Linked DNA regions of Mus musculus: region 2 is linked to region 1. The links are chromatin contacts, found by Hi-C or POLR2A ChIA-PET in ENCODE. All regions are on one chromosome and are shown on one strand. The core of a region is the stretch at or near the end of the contact, and the rest is flanking DNA. Distances in the headings are between cores, read along the strand shown.

The links. A loop is a pair of places that touch in the nucleus more often than their neighbours do. ChIA-PET counts read pairs that join two places held with the same protein, here RNA polymerase II (POLR2A).
Region 2: a map of heart shows a loop between it and region 1 (4-fold over the local background). The contact joins the promoter of Pcf11 here to the promoter of Fam181b in region 1. A Hi-C loop is called at or near these places in 1 of 37 maps with a recorded cell type or tissue (heart). POLR2A ChIA-PET finds 5 or more read pairs at or near these places in 1 of 5 experiments (embryonic stem cell).

Annotation. Positions count from the first base shown.
Region 1 is chr7:93,076,236-93,083,958 of GRCm38, forward strand. It overlaps Fam181b (family with sequence similarity 181, member B), which reads left to right and starts at 3,644. Exons shown (of 2, transcript NM_021427.2): 1 at 3,644-4,750; 2 at 4,752-5,487. The coding sequence starts at 3,786. The coding sequence ends at 5,040.
Region 2 is chr7:92,666,859-92,674,704 of GRCm38, forward strand. It overlaps Pcf11 (PCF11 cleavage and polyadenylation factor subunit), which reads right to left and starts at 3,054. Exons shown (of 16, transcript NM_029078.3): 1 at 2,571-3,054. The coding sequence starts at 2,762.

The sequences.
Region 1 (7,723 bases), core at 2,394-4,893:
ATTGTGTGAGAAATTAAGTTGCTTTATCTGAGATTTCCCAACTAACCAGTGACAGGAAATTGGTTTGGGAAGAGAAAAAAGATGCATAATTATTTCTTCCATTATGAATGTGCATTCTTGTCATCTCTGAGGGCTAAGATTGTCCTGCAGGGAATATGATTAAAGTTAAAAAGAAAGAAAACAAAGTAAGTAAGTCAGCTTTTGATCCTGCTGCTATATTTACCCACAAAAAGGAGGCAGCTCTCAGGTGGGCTTTTGTTCGAATAATGTCCTGAAATCCTTGTGTAAAAGAACAATATGAAATCTCAATTCTCCCAAACGGTTTGGGGTGAGTTCAGCTCTTGAGCCCCTAGGGGGCTTGGTTCCCAAGGAGACTAATCCCACTCGCTCAGCATTAGGCATCACCAGGAGGAAAGAGCTCTAGTTTGGAGATCTGCAGAGCCCCTGGTTGCAGGCGGGAGCTGAGTCCCTTTGCTCTATAGGAAGTGAAATGTATTGATGTCAAAGCCACTCAAGAGAATGTTCTCACTCAGGGGTAGGAGGAGGGGCTGAAGAGCCTGGCAGGAGTGAGCCAGTGGCTCAACTAAAACCAATTTTATCCCACATACGATTCTTCCAAAAAAGGGGGCAGATGAAGCAGTGAGGCCACGATTCAGACTGGGTGCAGATAGCTGGGTAGGTGAACTCCTAAAAATGCCCTCTAGTTTCAGAAGTAAAATAATTCCAAGGAAAAGTTACTACTTATTTTCCACAAACATCACATCTTTCACTTACACATGCCTTTGTCTGGGCTGTTCTCTCAGAGAGATAGTACAAATTTGCTTGAAATATTCAGGTACATCATTTAAATCTTTGCTCCAATTCTACCTTGTCTTTAAATGCCTTGTCTTCTTTGGGCAGCCTTAATGGTCCCTTTTTGACTTTAAAAAATTTTTTTATTATTTTTTATTCACTTTACATCCAGATGACAGGCCCCTCCCTCCTTCCTTCCTAGTCCTACCCTTACAAATCTCTCCTCCCATTGCTCCCACCCCTTCTACTGAGAGAAGGGGAGACTCCCTTCTTGAGTACCATCCCACCCTGGAGCTCCTTGCCCAGCAGGACTAGACACATCTTCTCCCACTGAAGCCCCTCCAGCCAGTCCAAGTAGAGGGGAAGGGGATCCAGTGGCAGGGAAGAGACCAAGACAACCCCCACCTCCATTCCACTTTGACACATCTGTAGCACAGTGTGCAGCTTGATGATCCCCCCATCTCTGGCACCTTTAGTTTACTAAGGTCATATATTATAGTGACTTGTGTGTAATGTCTGCCTTTCGATTAGCAAAAGTATAATCCATAGTTTTTCATCTCTGCATCCCTGGTATATGCACATCCATTTTCCTGCCTAATGAATAAATGACTGGATGGGCATATATAGGCATATAAGGGTCAGTTTTATGAATCATGAGAAAGAAATATTTTTTTATACATATAGCTATCATGTTATATTTATTTTATAGGTCAGAGTCCACAGAAGAAGTTTTGTATTGTCCGATAATAAAGGCAAAATTGGACTCCAGTTTTCTCTGGCTATAATTTCAGCACTTTTACACTGTTCTTTCAAAGTTTGTCTAACCCATAAGCACAGCTGCTTTCTTGTAATTGAAAATAGGCACTTGGCTGGGGACAAAGGACAAATGATGCTGATATTGTAGTTTGCTATGTTGTAATAGAATGGGTTGGGCACAAGTCAAGAACAAGGAGTTCATTGGGCCACTATTTTATATCAGACAAGGTGAGATAGCCTTTGCTGTAGTAGGAGAAAAATAATTCTTGCCAGTAGCATTTGCCTACTGTGCAATATAAATAACCTTTTCAAAATCCACGAGAATAGTTATAACTATTCTCATTTCTCAGATTAGGAATGGACATGATACAGAAAATGAACTGACTGGCCCAAGGACTCTTCCAACTTCCAAAGCAAATATTAATCAGGAAATTAACTTTGATGTGTTAGAAGCCCAACTATCTAGAAGTGAAAAGGGATTTTTATAGATTAATATTTATAGTTTATTTATTTTAAATATGATTGTTAGAATTTCAAGTGTAGAAATCTTGCACAGTTGCCCTCTGGCCATTTCTCATTAAACTCTTGGCATCTCTACTGGACTCTGTGTGACTAAATGATACTGGACATCTTTGAATCTGAATGAAAGGTACATGACAATTGAGCCAATGTGAGTTAAAACAATTTTGACTCAGCTTTATGTGTTTAAGTACCTATTCCCATCACTTAAATAAAACCTGTCTTCTTTGGTAGGAATGCATGCTCCAATGTGGTTCTGTTATAGCTGCAGGAAAATGGGTCTTGAAGAGAAGACTGTTAGAAGACATGGTCGGTACCTCTTCAGTGACCTGCACCATGATAACTAAGAGAACTTTGTTGTGTGCACGAGGCTTTTCTATTGTGGCGTCAGTTAATCCTCATGAATACTGTGATGGAGAAGACATATCAAGGAGTGCAGCCATCTCCACGGGTCTCTTCTTTCATAGCAAATGCTCTATGTGCCCAGTGAGGTGGGCAGCCTCACTTGTGTTGTGATGTAAAAAAGCTAACCAAAGCAGAGCATGGTGAGATGGTCTATCCAAAGCCATGTACCCAACAGAGCAAGGATTTCAGTCCCAGGCTGTTTACTGGATAGGCTTAAACTAAACCAAGACCAAGTCTTTTCTCAGTGACCTTTCACGATGGACCGCGTTGTTCATTTTCTCCACCCCAAGAAGAATGAATGTCTGGTTGAAAGTGTCCTAGGAAACGTGCAGGTGATCACTCGACTACAGCAGCACTGCGTGGGGGGCAATCTACGTGGCTTCAGAAGTAGAAAACCTAAGAGGCCAGAGCTGTCTATACACCCGGGACTCTCTCCCATCAAGAAGTGGCTCAGGGAGACTGACTTTTTTCTTATTTGACCTTTGGGCCAAGGGCTGGCTTTGACTTAACTTTAAGCTAGTAGTAACTTCTACCAATCCAGCAGTAGAAGCAAGAACATCAGACTTGAGGGTCCTGGGAAAACTGATCAGAATCTTAGGATCAGAAGTAGAGTTTGAAGATTCAAAGAGACAGGGCCAAGAGAATACAGATTAATCAGTTTGGGAATGGCTTTCTTTTCTGACTGTACTAGATGTGGCTATGGCCAATTCTCCGAACTTCTCAGAAGTCTAGTTTCTTTTGCTGAATGGTAACAAAACATGTAGTTCATGAGGCTGTTGGACAGGATTAAATGGCATAAAGTCATTAAATGGGCAATGACCAGTACAGAGCGATTCCAGGAGCTGGTAGATGGTGGACCTCACTGCTTCCAAAACTGGAATCGAAACCCAGATTTGTGAACTCGCTTAGGGACAGTGTCCAGGGCCAGGGTGTGGTTTTACAGAAGCCTAGCTGGGGTTGGAACACAGGCTTTCTCCTCACCCCTGGCGATTGAGGCCAGTCAAAACAAATGCCCCGGGGCACAGGGAAAGGAAAGGGTTAAGGTCTGAGAAAGCTCGGAAAACAAGAAAAGCCCAAGTTTCCCGCCCCCTTTATACCCACTACCAAAGCCTGGCTACGTAAGCCCCTCCTCTCCGCTACCGGGGCGGTCGCCCTGCACTCCCTCCCTCCGCCTCTGGCTTACAAGATCTAATGAGCTCCCCCGGGAGGCTGAGCCGTGAGCCTGGGTCGGAGCGAGCAGACAGCGCCTCGCCTGGGCTGGAGCGGGCCGGGTGCGCACGGGCCGCGCTGCGGACGGCCGGGGAGCCGCAGCGATGGCGGTGCAGGCTGCGCTGCTCAGCTCGCACCCCTTCATACCCTTCGGTTTCGGAGGCTCCGCGGACGGGCTGGTGAGCGCCTTCGGAAGTCTGGACAAAGGCTGCTGTTTCGAAGACGATGAGAGCGGGGCGACCGCGGGAGCGCTGCTATCGGGGTCCGAGGGCGGGGACGTGCGCGAGGCCACCCGCGACCTGCTCAGCTTCATAGACTCGGCGTCCAGCAACATCAAGCTGGCGCTGGACAAGCCAGGCAAGTCTAAGCGGAAAGTGAACCACCGCAAGTACTTGCAGAAGCAGATTAAGCGCTGCAGTGGCCTCATGGGGACTGCACCTCCGAGACCCGCGTCCCCGAGCGCTGCAGATGCTCCAGCCAAACGGCCTCCGGGAGCCCCGACCGTCGCGACCCCAGCGCACTGTAAGGCCGCCCCGCGGAGGGAGGCGACCCAGGCTGCAGCTGCCGCCAGCCTGCAGAGCCGGAGCCTGGCTGCTCTTTTCGACTCTCTGCGCCACATCCCCGGGGGTGCAGAGACGGCTGGCGGTGCGGAGGCGGTGTCAGTCCCGGGCCTCGGAGCAGCAAGCGCTGTGGGAGACGGGGCGGGCACCGCGGTGAGCTCAGTGGCTCCCGGCACCAGGAAGGTCCCGCTGCGTGCCCGAAACCTGCCCCCGTCCTTCTTCACTGAACCATCCCGGGTGGGCTGCGGCGGCGCCAGCGGCGTCCCATCGGGCCAGGGCGTGAGTCTGGGTGACCTGGAGAAAGGGGCGGAGGCCGTTGAGTTCTTTGAGTTGCTGGCGCCAGACTTCGGCAGTGGCAACGATTCGGGTGTCTTGATGGCCGCGGACCCTCTCGATCCGTTCCCCGCCGGAGCCACGGTCCTACGGGGACCCCTGGAGCTGGAGTCAGGCCCCTTTGAGCAGCCGGCGATGGTGGGGAACCTACTATACCCCGAGCCCTGGAACACCCCCGAGCTGTCCTCAGACCAAGAAGCCTCCTGTGGCTGGCGTTCGCGGCGGCGTGACCTTGAACGAGCCTGTGCGCCTCCTGTACCCCACAGCCTTGGACTCTCCAGGTGGGGAGGACGCGCCAGCCTTGTCTTCTTTCACCCCCTTCTTCCCAGATTGTGCGTTGCCGCCGCCCCATCAGGTGTCCTATGATTACAGCGCGGGCTACAGCCGCGCGGTTTACCCCAGCCTCTGGAGACCAGATGGGGTCTGGGAAGGGGCTTCTGGGGAGGAAGGAGGGCATCCAGACTGACTGCGAGGAACTCGTTCCTTTCATTATGACTACTGTGGGCTGCGTGCCACTTTGGGTTTCTTCTGAGAGGAGAGAACGATGGGAGAACGCAAGTAAAGACGAAATGGGATTAAAACAAACAAACAAACAAACAAACAAACAAACAAACCCTCAATCCATTTAATAAAGGATCTTCAGGAAAACAGACGAAGTGAGGATTGTTTTAATCACAGCCTCAGATTTTCTTTTCTTTTCTAAGTGAGTCATAGATTCCTACTTGGACAGACCAATTAAAAAACCCAGAGACAGGATTTGGGTGGGATGATCAAGGGTCAAGAGTAAGACAGCTTTTACTGTCTCATCTCAGTTCAGCCAAGGTCAGTGTGTTTAATGTCATTATCCCCTTCAAACAGCTCCCTGGTGTCCTCCCCTGACTACATTATGAATTAAAGCCTATATTGAAAGAAATGGAACAGAGGTATGTGGTCATTGAGTTGAGTGTTTTCTTAGTGTTTTCCCAATTTCTCAACTTTGCTAGGTGGACGCTGCGGGCGGGGCTTGGGTGCTGGCAAGGTCATGTCCCAGGCCTCCCTTCTTTCCCCCTTTGCCTTCCTTGGTTTTTGTTTTTGGCGCGCGGGGGTGGGGGTTGGGGGGATGGGGTGGGGTGGGGAAGCTGAAGGTGCCATTACAGTTATTTTTCCACGATGGAGGATATTAAGCCCAAGACTTTAAACACACTAAAACCAGTTCTGAGTGTGACTCTGTTCTTCTCTTCTTAAGATTTCCCTTCCCCTACCAATCTCTGCCTTTCCCATCTCTTTCTGCTGTTACCCTTGAATAGCTTACTCCATGGCTCTAGCCTCTCATCTCTGCTCTCTGCCTTCTTCCAAATCTCTGAGTTAGGAGGAAAACCTGGCAAGTCTAGAGTCCCATTTCTGTCTTCCCCCTTTCCTCTTTCCCAGCCATTTTTTGAGAGAGAGTTAGAAGACAGATGATAACCTCTTGATTTTAAGTTTTCTTATTATAACAGGATGACAGCGTTTCTCCACTTCTCACTGTTGTAGCTGTTTGGGAGACTCAGAAGTAAAATACACAAAATGTCTTGAAACTGTTGCACTGCTTGGACCTGCAGGTGTATTATGTCTCTTTATAAGCAGATAAATGGTTTTGGAGTGAAAACTGTAGAACATGTTATTCTCATTTTGTTTGTTTGTTTCTTTTTTGTTTGGGGCGTTATGATAGCTGTACAACTTTATCATCTTCTTTCAGCCACACCCCTGTATCCCAAACTCTTACTCCCCAGCCCCTACATCCCTGATCTTCCTCACTCCTGTACCTCACTGTGATAGGGATCTGTGGAGGGTATAATGTCTCCAATGGAGATTTTCCATTCTTTTCATAACCTGGATGGAAGTCTTGGAGGATGAAAGTCAGAGAAAAAGTTTAACCAGTAGTGAATGTGGCTGAGAAGATTCACAGCACCATCAGGATGATTGAGGGTCAGAGTTGAGAAAAGTCCTGGTGGGAAGTGAGCAGCTGGAGCCAAGAAAGGAGGCTGTTGGGTACCCACAGGTGCAAAAGCTCTTCGAGGCCAAAACTCAGAAAAGGAGTTGGGAATGTCTGTAGACTTGATTGCTGCTTCTCTGTAAGGCAGCCAAAACAGACTGTCTGAATATTTACGAGGAGAAAGAAAAAAAAATTAGTGTGGCTGCAAGGGATGAAAAAGGCAGGGCCATAGTCTGTGAAAATCAAAACTGCTGTAGATTTTGGGAAAGAATTTAAAAAGAAAAGAAAAGAAACTCGTGTGCAGCAATGGCAGGCATAGCTTCAAATGCTATTATTATAAGATCACTTTCTTTCGAGTGAAGCTGGAGTAGCAACTATGAAAAGAATTTTTCAACTTTAGAAACCTGGCAGCCAGTTGAATTTCTTCACAGTAGTAAAAGGTGATTAATTTCATTGTGCTAATGGCACCTTACCCAACAGCCACTTAATTTATGTTGGTTTATTGTGACAATAATCTAGGGTAGAATTTCACAGTCAGACATTAACACTGTGACTGCCCATAGGGTTTACTGTCAATGTGGTGTTTCTTAATTTTCTCCTTCCTTCTTACCCAGTTTAGTAAAAAGATGTCTTTGGCCAGTGCCTTGTTTGTTATGTCTTCTGTTCATGAGAAGAATACCAACACATGTTTCTATGTGCCAGGCGCTGAGCAAAGCATCCGTTTACTGATCTTCCTGGGGGTGGGGGCAGTTGCCAGTTGCTCCTTTGAAAGCTGAGGTTCAGGCAGGCAAAACAACCCCAACTTACTGAAAGCAAGTGTGGAGTCCAAATCTAACGGTACTGGGACATCAAGACCTGCCTGTCATTTGTGAGATTTGGCTAACATTTGCATTCATGGGTTCCCAGCCTTTACACAATGCCAGGAGCAGAGGTTCCTGCCTCTGAGTGCTGTTGAAATTTTGGGTACCACAGCTCTTTACTTTGTAGACTGTCCTGGGCATGGTTGAAGGTTCAGCAGCATGCCTGGACTTGTCTATTAGATGCCAATGGTACTCTGCTGGTTGTGATAATAAAGTCTATTGTAATTGTCACATGTGCTCTAAGAGATGAAATTACCACTAGCTGAAAATTACGTTAGACAAATACAAACTCAGTGCCTGTGGGGTGTCCAGCATTTTCACTTGAACTTTATTTATTT
Region 2 (7,846 bases), core at 1,804-4,303, 410 kb before region 1:
CTAAACACTTACCCAGAGCTACCTGTAGCTAGGGCAAGCTCACACTTCTGGGGTATGCAATGCCATACTTCATAAAGCAAATTGCCCTAACAAGTGTGTGGAAATGCTCTTGCTTCTGTTATCACCCTTACAACCGAAGTTGACTAAAGAAATGTTTGAGTAATTCTGTATAAAAAAAAAAAAACTTATGTGCTAGTAAAGGGTTCACAAAGCCACTGTGTGGGGGCAAACTATTAAGTACCAACATGTCAAATGTTTTTTTGCTGTGTCTTCACCTTATGTCTTGTTTTATACCATTTAAGAAATCATTGCACTTAAATAGGCTCTTTTACCACCACAATCTGTTCAATAGGCTACTGTTTTATTGTACAAGTGAAGTCCTTCCATGTAATATCCCTTTTCCTACTGTTATGAGAAGACTGAAATTAGGTGTGAGTCCATTAGTTTAGTATTGCTGAGATGCTAAAGAGTAAGGACACAAACATATACTCCCAGAAGCATTAAACCAAGCCAGTTGCTACCAAGTAATGTCGAGCCCTCCCCTCACCCCGGCCCAGGTTACGAGTCTTTCCCCACAGGGGCTTTTACATCTGCCACTTAGTCTGGCTTTACAAAAATAACCAGGAAACATGTGCTCAAAAACTTTGAACTGACTTGAAAAAGTAGTCCACCTATTTTCACCACTTTGTGTAACAAAACACACAAATACATAATGCATAAAGTTTTCAGTTCTCCAAGGTCTTGTAGGTCCATTTTAAAACCAGCAAGAAGCTGTCTCCTTTGAATGCAATCTGAGCTGCTAAATATTAAGTGCTGTGAATACCAAAACCCAAAATATAGTATGAAAACTTTTGTTCTTATAAATCCAAGTGCTGTTCTTTTTTTAAAGGTATTTAATGTTAAGTCTTCAACAAGGAAAAAAAAGGTATATTTTCTCTGCCAACATGTATGTAGTTATCAACAAAAAGTTGGGTATGAGGAGCACTTCCTTCTTAAACCTCATACTACTTTTAAAAACCAGCTGCTTCACAGGCATTCGACAGGAAAAGGTGAAGACTTGTTTTAGCTGTCAAAAATGAACACGATAAATTTGCTGGGCCCTTAAAGAAAAAAAAAAAACCTTTTCCCCCTCTTTAAATTAAGATTTGAAAGGACCACGTGAAACCGTGTATCTTGTGAACTGATTTACCCAAAAGAGTGGATGGACCTAAAGAAGAATGAACCCAAGTCACTTAAAGACTTTTGTTTAAAACACACAACCACAAAAGTAAAAATTCTTGGAAACAGATTCTACACCTTACAAAGGTAAATAAAAAAGACAAATACATATTTTATATGTTTTATTCACAAATTTTATAATACCAGTCACACATTTCAAAACCATTTATTAGAGTCAGACCACTCAGTTGTACACTAGACAGAAACCGTCTCTAAACAACATATTGGTGGTTGTTGTTAAAGTGGCCTTTTAAAAGGGGTTCACTCTGCTAAAAGGAGGCTCATCCTGATAATTGCAATCACTAACAACTAGAGAAAAAAAACTAAACCTTAAGTACAAGCTTGAAAAGTAACTTAAAACGTATTAATTGGGAAACGGTTAAGACTCAATATAAACTAAGTTTAACAGTAACTTTACTTAAATAACATATCGCTCCCACATGAATCCACAGAAGAGCAAGACCAGAGGGAAAACAGAAGGTAGCAAAGGACCACTTCGCTCAAGGGGTGAAGAAAAGCAAGCCTTCACTATCAGGGAAGGGAGAAAACGAGAATAGGAAAAGGAGGGACTGAATTTTTCAAAGAAACTTCCAAGTATTTGTTACCCACTGGGCCAATTCTCCACCTACAGGTTGGATAAGACCTCCCCCACACACCCAAACCCCATCCTCAGCCCAATTTTCCTACCATTGGGGCAAAATCAGACCCTCCGAGAGGAGAATAAAAGTTTGATCCAACAGCCCCCACCCCAAAATGGGGCTGACGGGTGAGAGCAGCTGCCTGGCTGGCAGGGAATGGGTTCTCTCCTCTCTTCCCTTTCGCATCATGTGCTTTGCAGGCGCCATGTTGAGCTAACAGGCCGCTGCTCCACTCGGGGCCAATTCCCTATACCCAACCCACCGACAGCTCGCTCCCAGGTCCCCCTTCACCTCCTTCCAACCCACAGAGCACAATTCCCCAAAAAGGACACTGAGGGAAAGCCCCTCCCCACCTTCCCAAGGGCTTAAGATGGTTTGTTTTTTAACTCTTTCGCTCCCCAAACACCAACTGCCTCTAAGTATTTCCCCCATCCGAAAGGCTGTCCCCGATGCGTGGAGCGTGGGGACGTAGTCAGAGGTGGCCTAAATAGGGAGTTGGTAAGCGGAAATGGGGCTCCACCCTGCATCCTCCCCGCTCCCTCCCGAAAGAGGCCCACGCTCCCAGCCGGGGCCAAAGACCAAGCCCGAGTCGGGGGTGGGGGGTTGGAGAGGAGGAACTCCGTCCCCCTTCGGATGGAAGCGAGACCTGGGATGAGGCTGACACTAAAATCAAGGAGTATTAGAAGAATAGGAGGCTGCGGGGTGTATAAAAACCTTGGCGGTTTGGGCCTCGATGAGAGAGACGATCTCCTTGGCGAAGGGCAGGTTCTCCTCGGCTAGAATGGTCAGCATATTGATGTGCGGTTTGCTATTGAAGGTCAGGTCTTCCAGCGACGACTGATAATCCCGACAGGCGTCCTCCCGGGCCCCCGCAGCCCCGGCCTCCGCCGGCGTCTGCTCTGACATTGCGCCGCGGCCCCCCTCCGAGGTCCGCCGCCGCCGAAGCTGAAGCCGCTCGACACCCCGCCTCCCTTCCGACGCCTCGGCCTCGCTCCCCGGGTCTCCGGCGGCTGCGGCTTCACCACATGCTGACCACGGAGGGGGGATGGGGGACGACCCAGGGGGAACCTCGGGGAAGAAACGCCGCAGCCTCACGGGGAATCTCCGTCCGCTTCCAGCCGCCGCCGGGGCTTCTTTCTCCACAGACACAAAATGGCGGCGGCAGTGGCGGCTCCAGCTCCGAAAATGTCTGTGTTCCCAACCGCTGCGTCGTGCGAAATGAACTAGGGGAGGGGAAATGTGCGGTAAGGGGCGGGGCCGTTGGAAACACCAGGCGGGATTGGCTGGCCCGCGCGTGTCACAGGCCCCGCCCCCGGCCCTTCCGCAATACGTCCAAGCACCGCCTTCTTCCTCGGTCGAGTCTCGGCTTTCGCAACACCTCCGGCTCGGAGACGCGGTGCAAAGGACGGTCGGCTCTCATTGGCCAATTCGTAAGGGACTGTTCGGTCATTTGTTACCATAACAACCCATCCAGGGAAGCCAGTAGAGGACGGAGGCTCCAGAGGACCGGCCCAACCAGTTTATGAAAGCTGCACCAGGCCCCTTCCTATGCACTCCTCCAACCACTGGGCGACTCCATCAACCATCCTCCTCCCGCTTGCCTCCTGGGTGCGGGCGGGGGTTGGCATGAGCTGGAAGAGCGAAAGCCTCCAGTCAAGGCCAGTCGCCCCGTCTCAGGTGCTCCCGGGAGCCTGGGCGGGGCTCGCTGAGCCAGCTGTCCCTCAGGCATTAAGGCGGAGACGCCTGCCCTACCCGGAATCCAGACTGGAGTAACTCCTGCTAACTGCCACACTCATAAAAGCACCTAGACAGGCTTGCAGGAGTTGAGTCCCCAGGAAAATGCTTTTATTAGGAGGTGCTATGTGAGAAAAGCTTTCCCAGAGGAGCTGGAGATCTTTTGAAGAAGTCACATTTCTGGAAGGGTATTCACAATAACCTAATAGCACTCACCTCTTCAATCTGCTACATTTCCAAATGGCCTTAGAATAAATACAATATCTGAGCCATACTTGATGGCTCAGGCCTTGAACCTCAGCCCTCAGGAGGCAGAGGAAGGTGGATCTCTTGGAGTCGAGACCTGTCAAGTCTAAATGTCAAGTTCCAGTCCAGCCAGGGCTACTTAACGAGTCCCTATCTCAAAAAAACATAACACTTAATCCCAGCACTAAAGAGACAGAACGGAGATCACTGATTTCAAGGACAGCCTGATCTACAGAGTGAGTTCCAGGACAGCCAAGGCTACGTACAGAGACCTTGTTTAAAAAAAAAAAAATACATCTGAGATATATGGAAAAATACCTTAGATTTCTATAATCTGGTTTTTAAGATACACAAAACAAATAGTTTGTCAGAGCCTTAGTGAACTATGAAGCACAGTGGAGGGATAGTTCGCACACACACATACACACACAAACTGATGACACGTCCACTCCATGCTATGGTTAAAGGGAAGGCTTTTATTGTAGATATAAAGAAAGAACTGCCATGGCATCTGGAGAATCCAGAGCAGAGAAAAAGATAAACCGAACACGACCATCAGACCATGGCCATGGATGTCTTTGAGAGAAGGGAGAATAGCGGCGGATAGACGACAAAGATGGTAAGAGAAGGAAAAGCAGAGCAGAGGAAGAGAAAAAAAAAAAAAAACCAGCAAGAATAGCAGGGTTATAAAGAATGAGGAGCTGGCAGAATGGAAGCCTGTGGGCTGGAGGGAGGTTAGGGTACCTGAGGAGGAGAAAAGGGCTAGGATGCTAGCATGCACTTTGAAGACTGTAACAGGTATTTGTGGTACCAGGGAGCCTGAATGCCAGCATTTGTGTGCTTTGATATCCTGATAGGCACCAACGTAACCACATATGTCTTTTGGACAGAGGGGAATTGGTTTCACAAGTTCCTGAGGAGTGCTGACTTTTATATAACTGCCAGAAATCCTCCTACAATCCAGACTGAGCCCATTTCTGGATATTTAAACTGCCTTTTGGAGTTTGAGGAGTTGGGGTTTCCTTTGAATGTGAAAATTTGGGGATGGTTTGGTTTGGTTTGAGAAAGTGTCTCACTGTGTCCCTGGCTAACCTGGAACTCTCTGGGTAGAGTAAGCTAGCCTCAAACTCACAGCATTTTGCCTGCCTCTGCTGGGATTAAAGGCTTGTAACACAGTGCCCAGTACTACTTTTAGATTTTGTTTTTTAAAAAATAATTCCTCAGTTTGGTAGATATATTCATATTCTCTCTCTTGTCCTCATTCTCTTTCCCTCTCCCTCTCCCATGCCTCCCTCCTCCCTCCCTCCTCTCTATCTCTTCAATACTGGACATCAAATCCAGGGTGGCATACATCCGGGCAAGTATATTACTGCCAAGCTACATCTTTAATAAGTCCATATCATATCTTTTTTCAGTTTCCAAATCCGATTCTTTTTTTTAATTAGGTATTTTCCTCATTTACATTTCCAATGCTATCCCAAAAGTCCCCCATACCATCCCCCCCACTCCCCTACCCACCCACTCCCACTTCTTGGCCCTGGCATTCCCCTGTACTGAGGCATATACAGTTTGCACAACCAATGGACCTCTCTTTCCACTGATGGCCAACTAGGCCATCTTCTGATACATATGCAGCTAGAGACACAAGCTCTGGGGGTTACTGGTTAGTCCATATTGTTGTTCCACCTATAGGGTTGCAGATCCCTTTAGCTCCTTGGGTACTTTTTTTAAAAAATATTCTTAGGTTATCTCCTTTGTGTGCAAAAATCAAAAGTACAATTTAAGTTTCATGAGTTAACAAAAGACATATTAAAATATATTTGTGTGCTTATATTTGTAGTGTTGGTTTCTCAAATGGCTATTGTGGCTTATGCTGGGTTTTAGGTTTTGTTTCATTGTCTTTGTCAAATGAAAAAAAAATTTAACATGATTTGGTTACTGCTGTATGACAAAACTTTTCTTAGGAAGGCTCTCTCACACACCTACTCACTCCAGATAGGGAGCCCACAGCAGACCAAAGTACTGATACCACCACAACAACTTGGTAAACCAATGAGATTTATTGGGTTACTTACAGGAGCAGAAATGACTCTAAGACAGCTACATCACCAAAGCCCACTCCCGCATGGGTGACAGCTCACAAAACCTGGGAACTTGAAGCACACTTCCCAGCCTGCAGCAGTTCTGCAGGTTGGAGAGTGTCCTTTCCAGATGCCTCAGTTGGTCTAAACCTCTTCCAGGCAGCTGGGCTGGTTTCTGTTTCTTCCGGGCAGCTAGTATGGTTTTAGGGTCTTCTTTGCAGCTTGTCTCCTCTGAAAATCCGTTGCTTTTACTTACTCTGGCAGGGAAGGACTTAGTGAATCCGCTCAATTTCAGGGACTTCCTGAAGCTGTTTTAAGTTGCTTACCTTCCTGTTTAAAAAGCTTCCCTGCAATGGAATGTTTCACTATTGGAAGAAATCATTAGATAACAGTTACATAGACAATTTATCTATGTGTCTATGTATCTATTTTTCTGAAAATTAGGTGAATTAGTTTTAGGCTAGTGAGTTCTAAAATTCAGGGGCTGGTGAGATGACTCAGTGGTTAAAAGAACTGGCTACCCTTCCAAAGAGCCAGAATGCAATTTCCAACACCCACAAAACAGTATACACCAACAAGGCAGCACACAAGCTCTGGAGGATCTGATGTTCTCTCTGGCTTCTGAGGGCACCAAGGTGCCATGGTGTACATAAATACATGCAGAAAAAATACCCATACATATATTTTTAAAAGTGAGATTTGACCTTTCATTTGTTTCGAAGGTTGAAATTATTATGAGTCACGGTAAAGCATCTTAGTTGTCACCGTATTTTCTAGTAGGGAATGTTGAGAGGCTGGGTTCACTCACCCTCTTCGAGGACTAGCCTCTCAAGAGGAAATAGTCTAGGCCAAGGTAAGAATAAAGCCTGTTAGGTAAGTGAATTAAACAGATGCATGGATATGCATGGAGAATTCTTAACTCAAGACAATCAAAACACAGAATTAGGTCAAAATAATTTCACTTGGTCCCTGTAGCACAACTTCCTCACTAAACACTGATTTCTCTCAGATTGCTTTCCAGTGAATTAAAAGAAAAGGACAAAAAACAAAAAACAAAAAACAAAAAAACAAAAAGCGGCCAGGCATGGTGGCGCACGCCTTTAATCCCAGCACTTGGGAGGCAGAGGCAGGTGGATTTCTGAGTTCCAGGCCAGCCTGGTCTACAAAGTGAGTTCCAGGACGGCCAGGGCTATACAGAAAAACCCTGTCTCGAAAAACCAAAAAAAAAAAAAAAAAAAAAAAAAAAAAAAAGAAAAGGACAATTATCACCTTATAAAGTGTTAAAAAGATGGGATGAAATGATGTGTTTGAACCCACGACTCTGCTTTCAACAAGGCAAAACAGACTGGCCCATGGTTAGCATGCTACTAACCTTGCTTGGTTTTCAAGTTCTAACTCAAAAAGCCTTAGGATTGTTGTTGTTGTTGTTGTTGTTGTTGTTGTTGTTATTGTTGTTTGAGACAGAGTTTCTCTGTAGCCCAGGCTGTCCTGAAATTTGCCCTGCAAAACAGGCTGGCCTGAAACTCAGACATCCAACTGCTTCTGCCTCCCAATTGCTGGGATTAAAGGTGTGAGCTGTCACTTTCTCCAATCTATGCCTTCTTTGGATACCAGTTGAAGCACTAAGCATGCTTTCCCAAATACTGAAGGCCAGCTCCCTGCTCTCCACAAACACCAACCCATTACCATGTTGTGCAGCTGCTTGAAGACTTCTGTTGCTGGATCTGCCTGCTTTCTTTCAAAGGTAAGGCTATCTACCTTTCCTCTCCATCTTTCTCCTCTCAGCAGCTGCCAGGATTTATATCGTATTTTCCTGTGGTATTCCCTTCACACCTCAATAAAATGGTCCTCAAGCTTACAAAAAAAAAAAGATTAATTCAAACGCATGAGATATAAAGTGCATCAAAGCTTATTCATTCAATCTGAATG